Regions from separate parts of the Homo sapiens genome. Here region 1 is linked to region 2. Evidence: chromatin loops called from intact Hi-C (ENCODE). Cell type or tissue: sigmoid colon. All regions are shown on one strand. Links, peaks and the distances in the headings refer to the core of each region. The heading gives the core; the rest is flanking DNA.

Region 1 (6,301 bases), core at 837-5,836, 250 kb before region 2:
TAAAGCTACTTAAAATATTTAGTTTTGGAATTCTTCAAGTAGTCTAATAACCAGGTAAAAGCAAATCTTTTCCGTCGCCTTTAATACATTTTTGTCCTACTCCAAAGAAATAAGCATTATCATTGTAAATTCTTTTGTGTTTTGGATGTTTTGTAGGGAAAATTAAAAGTATATGCAAGCAAACTCATTTAATTGTTGTTATGTCACCATACTTTTTAAAAATGTCACTGCTAGTAAGTACTAAGTATTTTGGGTTGTCTAGATCAGAGGTCCCTAATCCCTGGGCCACAGACTGGTAGTGGTCCGTAGTCTGTTAGGAATCAGGCGACACAGCAGGAGGTGAGTCTAGGGCAAGTAAGCATTACTGCCTGAGCTCTGCCTCCTGTCAGATCAATGGCGGCATTCAATGCTCATAGGAGCATGAACCCTATTGTGAACTGTGCATGTGAGGGATCTAGCTTGCGTGCTCCTTTTGAGAATCTAGTGGCTGGTGATCTGTCACTGTCTCCCCTCACCCCCAGATGGGACTGTCTAGTTGCAGGAAAACAAGCTCAGGGCTCCCCCTGATTCTACATTATTGTGAATTGTATAATTATTTTATTATATATTACAATGTAATAATAAAGTGCACAAGAAATGTAGTGCATTTGAATCATCCCGAAACCATCACCCCTCTGCAACCCCATTCCCTCTCCCCCCACCTTGGAAAAATTGTCTTCCATGAAACAAGTCCCTGGTACCAAAAAAGGTGAGGGGTTGCTGCTCTAGATCTCAGATTTTGATTTAATAAGTAGTTTAAAGAAAAAAATAGGTGCAGATCTCTAGACTAACCTGTGTGTGCTAATTTACTTTATCTTAGGGATCCTGCCTTTCAGATGATTACAATTGCCAAGGAAACAGGCCTTGGCCTGAAGGTACTAGGAGGAATTAACCGGAATGAAGGCCCATTGGTATATATTCAGGAAATTATTCCTGGAGGAGACTGTTATAAGGTAAAAATATGTCCCATGCCCACCAAAAATACAAACAAAAAGACCCACCAGTGGTAAAGTTTATTTTTTCTTCTTTATTAGTGAATTTATATCCACTGTGACCATACCTCAGTGAAAAATACAAAGGAATTAGAAGATAAGACTATTGCCCTCAAGGAGCTTTAAACTAAGAAATAAATAGGTTCTTCTTCTATGAAAATAATAGATATTTCTGACTGTAAGATAAGGTTATTATTTTTAAATTACATGCTGTTCAACTTTTATCCTGTATCTGATTGAGAGAAATTATATTTGATGACTTGTTATCTTTCTACTACTTTGAGTTTTTATTAAGTTGGATCAGTAGAACTTTAATTACATTCATTTAGCCTCTACTAAATGCAAAACAAAACAGAAACAGCAAACAAAATCTAATTTCTGAATTCGCAGTTCTTGTAGCTTGAGCTAATGAGTTTTATCACTCATTAAAACCAGAAAATGTCTTTTTTTAGGAATTAGAAAGTCTTACTCTCCTCTTCAGTGTAAGAAATATATAATGAGCTCCCTTTCACTTTGGTTGGTAGGAAGCTCAGACCCAAATTTGAAGGACAACCCCAGCAGTTTAACAAACTAGTTACTATATTTAAATTCTCATTCTTCTTGGATTTCATTTGCTGTTTCTGTTTTACTAAAGTGATTATGTGTCATTTTTTGAAAATTGCCTCCATTTGATTTTGGAGAGATATCAGATATAAAGAATTTAATAAAATTATATTAATAATTAAGAATTAATAAAATTAATAAAATATTCTCCATTTGATTGACTCCATTTGATTTTGGAGAGATATCAAATGTAAATAATTTAATAAAATTATATTAATAATTAAGAATTAATAAAATATTCTATTAATATCAAGCTATATAGCATGAGAAAGGATCTTCTTATTTTGTTCTTGTTGTTTGGTTAAATAAACAGTCCTACTACTTTTACCCACCGCCCATATCCCTCCCCCACCACTGCAAACACTTGTTTACTAAGCAGTTTATCTTTTCAGCTGGATTTTTTTGTCTTGTTAGGGAAAAATTCCGTTTTACCAATAACTTCCAAAATAGTTGTAGTACTTTCAATTGTTTTATGCTTGTTCAGATAATAAGGCATCTTTTAAATATACTTTCCGAGTTCTAAGTGTTATAGAGGCCAGGCATGGTGGCTAATGCCTGTAATCCTAGCTTTGGGGAGGCAGAAGCAGGAAGATTGCTTGAGCTCAGGAGTTTGAGACCAGCCTGGGCAACGTAGAGAGACTTGAATTCTATTAAAAATTAAAAAAAAAATCAGCCCGGCATGGTGTTGCATGCCAGTAGTCCCAGGTACTTGGAGGCTGAGGTGGGAGTATTGCTTGAGCCCCGAAGATCAAGAGCAGTGAGGCATGATCGTGCCACTGCACTCCAGCCTGGATGACAGAACAAGACCCTGTCTCAAAAAAAAAAAAAAAGTATTATTTAATAAGTTTAATGGCATAAATTTTTGGCTATTAAATTTAAATTATTAAATAAATATTTAAAAGCTAAATTTAAACAAATTCAAAAAAACAAAAAAATGAATTTTTTCTTCCAAGAATTGAGGTGTTACTTTAGTGTTAAAGCTGAGAGGTGTGTGTGAGTGTGTGTCTGTGTGTGTGTGTTCAATATAGTAAGGCATTTCTTAAACTACACTTGATATAATGCAATAGTAGATCAGGGTACCCAACAAGTGATAAGAATTTGCTTCCTTTTTTTTTTTTTTTTTTTTTTTGAGACAGAGTCTCACTCTGTTGCCCAGGCTGGAGTGCAGTGGCACAATCTCGGCTCACTGCAACCTCCACCTCCCAGGTTCAAGCGATTCTCCCACCTCTCAGCTTCCCTAGTAGCTGGGATTACAGGTGCGTGCCAACACACCTAACTAATTTTTGTATTTTTAGTAGAGACAGAGTTTCACCATGTTGGCCAGGCTAGTCTCGAACTCCCAACCTCAGGCGATCCATCCGCCTCAGCCTCCCAAAGTGCTGGGGGTACAGGCATGAGCCACCACGCCTGACCTAAGAATTTGCTTTTAAGACAAGCATCAATTTGTGCTTGTTTGTTACGATGAAAACTATTTGGAGTTAGAGTAATAAGTTGATAGCGGTGGTGCTGAATGACTCTTTATCTTCTGTCAGTGATAGCAGATTAAGAAATTATTCTTATGATATCTACTTTTTCTTGTTAGAATTTTACTGAAGTATTAAAAGGCAAAATTTTCTCATTGACTATATTCTCTACTTAGCACTAGAGGGCAGCACAGAGCTATTAATGTTCTTCCTACCTGGTCATATCTGACCAAGGAAAACAGGCAAGATAGAAAAAGGTGTAGGAGAAGAGGACCAGGGGTGATGGCTCATGCCTCTAATTCCAGCACTTTTGGAGGCCCAGGCAGGAGGATCCCTTGGGCCCAGGAGTTCCAGGTTGCAGTGAGCTATGATTGCATCACTACACTCCAGCCTGGGCAACAGAGCATTTCTAAAAAATAAAAAAATTTATAGAAGTAATTTTCTAGTGCTTACATTATTTTTAAATATTTTCTCAAGATGGAGAGCTCTATGCATATGCATATTCTTCAAATACAAAATTGATATAACTTTATTTTACAACAATGTATTAATACATTTACTATATTCTAAATACTGTTTTAACATGTTAATAAATTTCTAGTCTGCACAAAATTTCTACATAGTAGAATCTGTGGAATAGGAAACACAAACTCATAAGGTTATCTTAATGAAGTTGCTGAACTGAGTAACTGTTAATATTTTTTAAATGCATATGAATGCTTTAACTTTCTGTAATTTTGTTTTAACATTATAATGTTTCATAATTAACAGTATAGGCTATCTCAAGCTTATAGCTAGATTATATTTCATTTATATTTTCAAATCTTCCAAACTGTAAGGGAGTTATTGGAACGCAGAAGAAATTTTCTTTAATTATTCATGGTTTGCCACCACCCACCCCAAAAGTTTTCCTCCTGGAAAATATGAGAATAAAATACTGGTTTAGTAGAAGCAAAATAGTATGTTTCTTTGAAAAACATATCCAGAGTTCAAATATGGGATATTATGAATACATCTTTTCAGTTCAAGCAGAACCAAGATTCCCTCAGCTCTAAGAGCTAGAGGCACCCTATAAATTGAGAACTACTGTATTAATTGCTAAAGTTAAGGAAATAAGAGAGCTCCAAGGCCCTTTCACTGTGTCAGCTAGTCCCATATCTATCTGGGGTCAATCCTAGACCCTTTTTCTGGCCAAGACACTCCTTTAAGCTTCATACCCATATTCAGTTCCCTGATCAACATTTTTACTTGGACCTCTTAAAGGTATCTCAAACTCAGCATTTCTGAAGCAGAACTCATGACATTTACATCACACCATATTCTGCTCAACTCTTCCCAAACAGAGTCTCTTCCAGTTTACCTAGTCTTGGTGAATGACAGCTTCTAGCTACACAAAGTCAGAAAATTTAACAGCTTCCTATTTCAACTCCCATAACACTGTTCAATTCATTAACACATACCATTGACTTTTTTACTCTCGAAATATCTCTTGAACCCATCAGTCTTCTTGATCTTTATTCTTATCACTGGAGCTTAAACTGTCATCAGTTTTGAATCAGCCCTTTCAGTAGCATCGTTTGTTCTTATGCACCATACCTATTTCCCTCCCAACCTACATATCTTACTAATATTTGGTTGCCTGCAAGGTTCCATATAGTGTGGCTTCTGCCCTGTCCTTCTCTGCCTCTCCATCACTATGCTTCCAGAGTAGCATTTTCTCAGTTCCTGGAAGGGGCGAATTTCTCTTTTTTTTTTTTCTTTTCCATCTCATATGCTGTTCCCTTAGGAAACAGCACTCCATTTCCTTTCCCCCATTATTTCCAGTTATCAATTCAAAGACTGCTGCCTAAGGGTTGTGTTGCCTGCTTTCCCCCAGTCTAGGCTAGGTTTTATTTTTTTCTACATATGCTCCTAAATCCCATTCCTTTCCTTTGTGTCACCTACCTCAGTTTGCAATGATATATTTATATTTATGATTGTTTAATCATCTCTGCCTGAACCACAAGACAGTATGTTTCTTAAGGGCAAGGATGCTATCTGATTTTATTCACAGTAATATTGTTAGTCCCCACTGTGGTGCCTGACACATACATACTTGCTCAATTTAAATTTATGAATGAACGGTCCCGTAGTCATTTTCTCACATTTCTGAGGATTACTGATCTGCTTATTTACCCTTCCACTGGCACCATTTGGGCTCCACACCAAGGTACTTCCTCCTTGGGCCTTTGTGTCAGATTTCCGACAACACTTTAAAGTTCTCAAATGTTCATTTTTATTTCTTTCTTTTGTTGCTGGTAACATAGGGAAAGCAGACAGAAATCAAAATCCTCTCTTCAAATCTGATAGTATATTTCATATTTTCTTCAGTTGGTTCTAAGATATACATTAAAACATATACATATAAGCTATGCATGCACACACACATATATATAACATGCATATATCGGTATGTAATATACTTATGAGTGTGTGTATGTACGTATTTTTTCCTCTTCTATCTCTGAAATTATAGGTCTCACAGTCAGTGTCATCATGTAATTTGTGGCATTGAAGTAGGACATATTTAACTTTCAGAGGAAATCTGTTTTCATGCGGAGCATAGCACTGGAACCAGGGCTAAGGCTTTTAGATAAATATCAGGATCAGGCCTCTGGATGGCAAACTATGAAGAAACCAGTCCCACTGGTGGGAGCTGAAGAAGTAGCAGCCAAGATGGTTCGCTTTGCAGTGTCACTCTCTTTATTCCTTTGCCATTATTATTTTTGTCATAGCTACCTTAATTTCCTCAGACTGTTTCTTGGCCCCCTTTAACCTATTGTGGACTTACTGTGTACCTAGCACTGTACCAGGGAAATAACCATGAAAAGGACAGAGTTCTAGTTATGCCTAATGAAAGAATTGGTGATTCTGGCCCACTAAAAGAATCATTGCCCCTAGACTGGGAGTTGCTGATTTAGTATATTCTAATGTGAGGGCAGGGAAAAGCAGATATGTAAACATAAGGACCATACAGAGTAAGTGCAATCCTTTAGGTAAGTAAAAGTGCTTTTTGAGCAAAAAGACACAACGATTAAGTAAATCCTGGGCAACTAGAGAAAACTTCCAGCAGAGATAGTGTTTGAATTGGGCTGTGAAGTTTAAGTCAGAGTTTATTGCAGAGAAGTGGCAGGGTGGATGGTGGCATTCTAGATGGGAATTCAT
Region 2 (6,301 bases), core at 730-5,729:
CATCACTTCTCGCTCCTCCAACACAAACACCCGTCCCCCCCCACCACCATGCCAATAGGTCTTTTCTCTAATCTTGAGAACACCCAATTCATTTCCACCTGTACTCTTCCCCCACTCCCCACCCCCCGAGATGGAGTCTTGCTCTGTCACCCAGGCTGGAGTGAAGTGGTGCGGTCTTGGCTCACTGCAACCTCCGCCTCCCTGGTTCAAGCAATTCTCCTGCCTCAGCCTCCTCGAGGAGCTGAGATTACAGGTGCACGCCACCATGCCCAGCTAATTTTTGTATTTTTAGTAGAGATGGGGTTTCACCATGTTGGCCAGGCTGGTCTCCAACTCCTGACCTCCTGATTCCACCCACCTTGGCCTCCCAAAGTGCTGGGATTACAGGCATGAGCCACCACGCCTAGCCTCCACCTGTACTATTTGGCTCATACTGTCCAACTATCTATACAGCCTTTCCCTTCTCCGGTGCTTATTGTATCTTACCTTAGCAATCCTTCAAGGCCCACTCCTATTTGCTATATTTTTTTTCAACCAATCCCTGCCTCTGCTCTCAACATCTGCCACACTGTATTATCATCCACGTAGACATTTAATTGCATGCTGTCTCATATCATTATTTCAGCGTTTCCCAAGTATTTATCTTGCCTGCCTAACTTGATTGTCTTCCCTCTGAGTTCAGGGGCTTGGTCATGAATATCTGCTGTTTTTTCTGTATGAGCCTTTATGCTTCCACAGACAGTAGAAGTTTTTGATACTTATTCGATGGGTAGATGAAGAGATAGAACGTAAATGTGGTGTTTGCACACTTCCTTGTATATAATTCTGCCATAATGGTATCACTGATTTCTCATTATAACTCAAGTAGTTTTGCTAGATTGGAGATAGACTTTTCTGATGTGTTCATGCTCTTACTCCATCACTGGGAAGGTATACAGTAGAGGGAAAATGCAAGTATACTGCCTACATAATCTTCAGGAAGTCAAGAGCTATCACTTCATCCAGTTTGCCACACCAGAAAGAGGGAAATAATAGCGGTGGGAGTGACAGTAATGATTAAGAGGCATTGTGGTCACTTCACACCATCCATAGGCTGTCTTTTTTTTTTTTTTCTTTAGCTCCCCTCAAAGCACATGGACTAATAGAGTAACACAAACGAATTGGCATAATTCCTTCTCCTGCTATTGTTACTAGTTCAAGTGTGGGCACTTGCCCCAACTTGAGGCCAAGAGTATAGGGAGGATGTTTACTTGCTGCTTCTGGGAAGAAGCACTTTTACTAAATGAGACTTTCCCAAAGCTTTACTTTTTTTTTTTTTTTTTTTTTCTTTTTGAGGCAGGTTCTCACACTATCCCCAAGGCTGGAGTGCAGTTGGGATCTCAGCTCACTGCAACCTCCGCCTCCCAGGCTCAAGTGATTTTCGTGCCTCAGCCTCCTGAGTAGCCGGGACTGCAGGCGTGAGCCACCACGCCTGGCTAATTTTTGTATTTTTTAGTAGAGACGGAGTTACACCATGTTGCCCAGGCTGGTCTCGAACTCCTGAGCTCAGGCAGTCTGCCCGCCTCAGGCTCCCTAAGTGCTAGGATTACAGGCGTGAGCAACCGCTCCCGGCCTCCCAAAGCTTTAGATGAAGCTGACACTATGGAAACCTTGGCAGAAGATTAGAAAGAAACAAGTTCCTGATGGCATTGTTTAGCAGGCAAATCGATGTATCCCTGAAATCCAACATCCAATCTGAAGTTAAATGAGCTTTACCGTTCAAGCCACTTAGAGTTGGACTTTTAGTTAACTTGCAACCGAATATAACCGGCACATATGTACTAACCACAGTGATAATAATATCTGCACTACAAACTCACAATCGGGAGAGTAAAAGCTAATCACATATGTGAAACTGCTGTGTCAGCTTTATTATGCAAGTATTTGTTGCTGAGAGCCTCTTGGTTAAGATACTTTCCCTCAAGAGACAGAACTTGAAAAGAATCTTAAAGATGTGGAGGGCTTCGGTTGTTCATATCGGGATTTTAAAAAACGTCTCAACTGTGTATCAGAAAGCTTAAGACATTAAGATTCAAGCTGAACAGAACAGGAAATGCGGCAGATACTGTACATGACAAACTTTCTAGGAGGAAATGATTTACATAAAAGCTGGTGCCCAGCACAGGGTAAGTGCTAAATAACTGTTTTTAAATGTTATTTGGAAAAAAAAAAAAAAAGATTAATCATCCATGGTACAAAATTTAAAAGTTACATAAGTATGGAGTCTCGCGTCTTCCCTGACCCCCACCCCCAGTCATCCAATATATTTTTCCAGAACTAGTCTGATCATAACATATATACATATATAATTTTTTTCCTCACAAATGTCAGCATCCCAGACACTGTTCTGCATCATTTTTTTTTACAAATCACATAATGTATCTTGAAGGTCTTTCCATATCAGTGTCTAGAGAGCAGAGTCTATTTGTTTTTAAGAGCTGCAGACAACTTCAAGTGTGGCCCAACCATAATTTACGTTTCTATGAATTTAACCGGTGTTATCGTTGGACATTTTGACTGTTTCTGGCCGTTTGTGATGTCCAACAATGATGTAATGATTATCCTTGCAGGGACTTCACTTCGCAGGAGCAGAAGCCCATTTGCAGGATAAATTCTGAGTTGCGGAACTAGTGATTTACAGGGCAGAGGTGCAGTCTTTGTCTTAATTTCTGAATTCACGAATGTTGAATGTGATGAATTCGTGGGAAGCCCCGCAGGGAGCCTAAGCAGCTCTCCAGAGGCTGTGGTTGTCACGGATGATGATTGCGGGACCCGCAGACTGAGTCTCCAAGCGCTCCGCCCCGCCGCGCCCCTCTCCGCGGGTCCCACCGCGGACCCGCCCCTGCGCGCCCCGGGCCAGGAGCCCCTAGCTGCAGGACCAGGCACGTGCGATTCCACGTGAGCCTCCCGGCCGGAGCGCAGATGGGAAGTGCGCATGCGCCTACCGCCTGGAAAGTAGGTCAGACTCCTCCTCTCACGTGACCTGCTCCCCTTAGCTACCCTCGGCGCCTCCCCGCCGGGGCGCAGCCGGGATGCGCTCGGCAGCCAACGTGACGGGGCTGGGCGCGGGCGGCTCCGCGAGCGCCCAGCGCCCGCGAGGATTTGCCGGTTCTCCTCACACCCGAGCGCTCCGCTCAGAAGTCGGGCGGGCAAAAGGGAGCGCCTCGGGAAGTATCTGGGAGCCGGGCTGGAAATGAATGGGGCCCGGAAGCGAGCTCAAATCGCTGACACCTGGCACCGGGCTGCGTCCACTTTCATGCTTCCTAAGGCAGTTCTGCCTGCAAGAAGGGAACGCGCATCGCCTTTCAGTAGATCACACCGATCGTTTGCACGTTTGCATTCTCAATTTCTGCACTATATAGGGCAACTCAGACATGAAAACAATCTTTGTAAGAAGAAGTGGAATGCTAATGGTTCCTGGAGTTTTGCAGGAATATTCCACCGGCCCCATTTCTAATCTCCCACTCACTCCCTCCCCAAAGACACTCCTACTAGAAAGCTTATCGGTAGATTTCTCACCTTCCACAAGAGACTTCAGGGGCGCTGCTGCTGCTGCTGCTGCTGCTGCTGCTGCTGGAGGCTGGAGGGGGTTGGGAGCAGGGAACGAAGGCAGGTCTGAATTAGCTGAAGCTAAATTCTATATATCAGAAATAATTTTATTTATTGCCCCATTGCTTTCTGATTTTTAACTTGTTGCACAAATGACAGACTCTGCCTCAGTGAGTTGCAATCCAGTGGAGGGCACTAACAGGCAAAATCATGGGTTACAATGCAGTGGGCTATACATGTTTTAATAGAGGTGTGCCCAGGTGTTATATAAGCACAGTGGTGGGTACCCTGAGTCTTGAAGACTAAGTGGGAGTTAGCTGGCAGAGAAATAAGGCAGAGGGGGTGGAAAGTGTTCCAAACAAAGGGAATAACTAATAGTTACATAATATTTTCCTCTAAGAAGTTTTTACTATAATTGTCTTAGTCATGCATATGGTTAGAATATGTATTGTTTACATTTATATTATTCTAAGACAGTCTTGAATGAACATTGTTGTGCATGAGGCTTCCCCCCTCCACTTTTAATAACCCCTAGGAGTGGGATTGCTATATAAAAGACACAAATATTTTGTAACTTTTGATAAAGTATTGCCAAATTATTTTCAAAAATATGTTGTACTCATTTGTACCAATATTTAGCCTTCAGTCAGTAAATTGCCCGTTATTTCAAATCAATGAAGCCTTATGACATTAACACTTGATTCATTAGAATATGCCAGAAATCATAATACACATGCATTTCTGCTTTATATGACCCATGACAAAAGTCTAATTGAATTCAAGTTTAAAAATGGGAAAATATCGGATCAGTACATTTCATTCTTACAGGGAACACCTAACATGGACAAGGTGGGAGGTGGGGGCAGGAGTGAAAGTGGGACAAACTAAAGCCTCACCAAATGCCTGTCTCTGATTGCTCTTTTCTTACTGTACGTCTAGGGTAAGAGATAAAGCAGCTCACACAAGCCAGAACAAGCAAAGAGGTTTTCACACCCCTCTGCAAATGTCAGAACAGTAGCAGAATCAAAGGGACCTAGGGTTTGACCTCTTCAGAGGTCACTTTAACTTGCAGCAGAAAAGCTGATCAGGTGTTGATGAATTTCTGGAAGCCTGCAAGCTTCCTAACTCAATTTCTGTTGGCATCTGTATCTGCAAGAAGAAAACAATACTGTGACATTAGAACATTTGTGACGAAAGGTAATGTAAGTAATGTGGACAATGAAAGGAGAACGTATCTTGGTTTTGCCTGTATTAAGCTAGATCACTAAGGAAATCTGAAGCATGGAACAGAGTTATAACTTTTCAAACACATGGTTGTAGTTCATACTGCGGTTATTTTCCTAATATCTATCCTTCACCTTGTGTATCAGTCTTATAATTTCAGCTGGTGGGGGGCCTTACCTCCTCTCTCAGTTCAGGGGTTGGGCTTGACCAAATTAACAAATCAGGGTGGTCCCATTGTTTTTTGTTTCGTTTCGTTTGGGTTTTCTGTTTATTTATTTGCCTTTAAAATTTTATTATAATAACATTTAACATGAGATCTACCCTTCTAAAATTTTTTAAGTGTGAAACATTATTGTTGATTATAGGTGCAATGTTGTACGGCAGATCTCTAGAACTTATTCATCTTGCTTGACTGAAACTTTATGCCCACTAATTGGTAACTCCCCATTTTGTCCCCTCCCCAGCCCCTGGAAACCACCTTTCCACTTTTTGAGTCTTTGAATTTGACTATTTTGAGTTCCTCAGATAAGTGGAATCATGCAGTGTTTGTCTTTCTGTGACTGGCTTATTTCACTTAGCATAACGTATGCAAGGTTCATCTATCTCATTTTATATTGCAGAATTGCCTTCTTATTATGGTTGAATAGAATTCCATTGTATGTCTATACCATATTTGCTTTATGCATTCATCTGTTGATAGACATTTAGTTTGTTTCCACCATTCCTCTTTTTATGAGGATTGAAAGAGTTCCTGCAGCAGATGCACTTAGAAGAGTGCCTGACATATATTAAGAGTACATGAAGTATTAGTTGTTGTTACTGTTGTTATTATTAGTGTAACAATGACTGGTTCAATCAGAGGAAAGCCTGGACTTGTTATAGTTACTCGATGCCATCCTTTCTCCTTGGACAGGAATGGAAGAGCAGGTATAACTACTGATGCCCTCTTTCCACCTCGAGAGGATCCAACCCAACCACACACCTGATAAACAGGGAGAAGCAGAGGAAGCTACACCCTGATCAAACTACACTTGAAGCCTGTACTCCCTCTTGACCTTTGAGCTGTTTGAGCTAAATGCATCCCATTTGTTACCTTAATTATTAGAATTGGGTTTTCAGGTGTTTGTCAATGCAGACATCCTGATACCAATGTCTAGGTCTTCATTTTATTTTATTTATTTATTTTTAGACAGGGTGTCACTCTGTCACCCAGGATAGAGTGAAATGGCATGATCTCGGCTCACTGCAGCCTTGACCTCCCAGGCTAAAGCAATCCTCCCACCCCAGCCTCCCAAGTAGCTGGGACTACAGGCATGTACCACCACACACAGCTAAGTTTTTTTGTAGAGATGGAGTTTTGCCATGTTGCCCAAGTGGGTCTTGAACTCCTGGGCTCAAACAGTTCACCCACCTTGGCCTCCCAAAATGCTGGGATTACAGGCATGTGCCAGCACACCTAGCCCAGGTTTTCATTTTAACTAAAGGGTCA

The links. A loop is a pair of places that touch in the nucleus more often than their neighbours do. Peaks named below come from ENCODE experiments on the same cell type or tissue, not always from the same donor. Only the 100,000 strongest peaks of a DNase experiment are listed, where the experiment ranks them.
Region 1: a loop joins it to region 2, with 2.8 times the contacts of the local background. A loop is called at or near these places in 6 of 110 quality-filtered maps.

Annotation. Positions count from the first base shown.
Region 1 is chr17:54,989,966-54,996,266 of GRCh38, forward strand. It overlaps STXBP4 (syntaxin binding protein 4), which reads left to right. Exons shown (of 18, transcript NM_178509.6): 4 at 860-992. Among named protein-coding and RNA genes, the nearest start is that of STXBP4, 24 kb to the left of the region's middle. In sigmoid colon, for the core only: a CTCF peak has its summit at 3,291 (motif pointing right); no DNase peak of the experiment used is centred there.
Region 2 is chr17:55,235,466-55,241,766 of GRCh38, forward strand. No RefSeq gene overlaps it. Among named protein-coding and RNA genes, the nearest start is that of HLF, 26 kb to the right of the region's middle. RefSeq lists a silencer at 2,738-3,207. In sigmoid colon, for the core only: no CTCF peak of the experiment used is centred there; a DNase peak (open chromatin) is centred at 3,016; H3K4me3 peaks cover 1,329 bases; H3K27ac peaks cover 534 bases.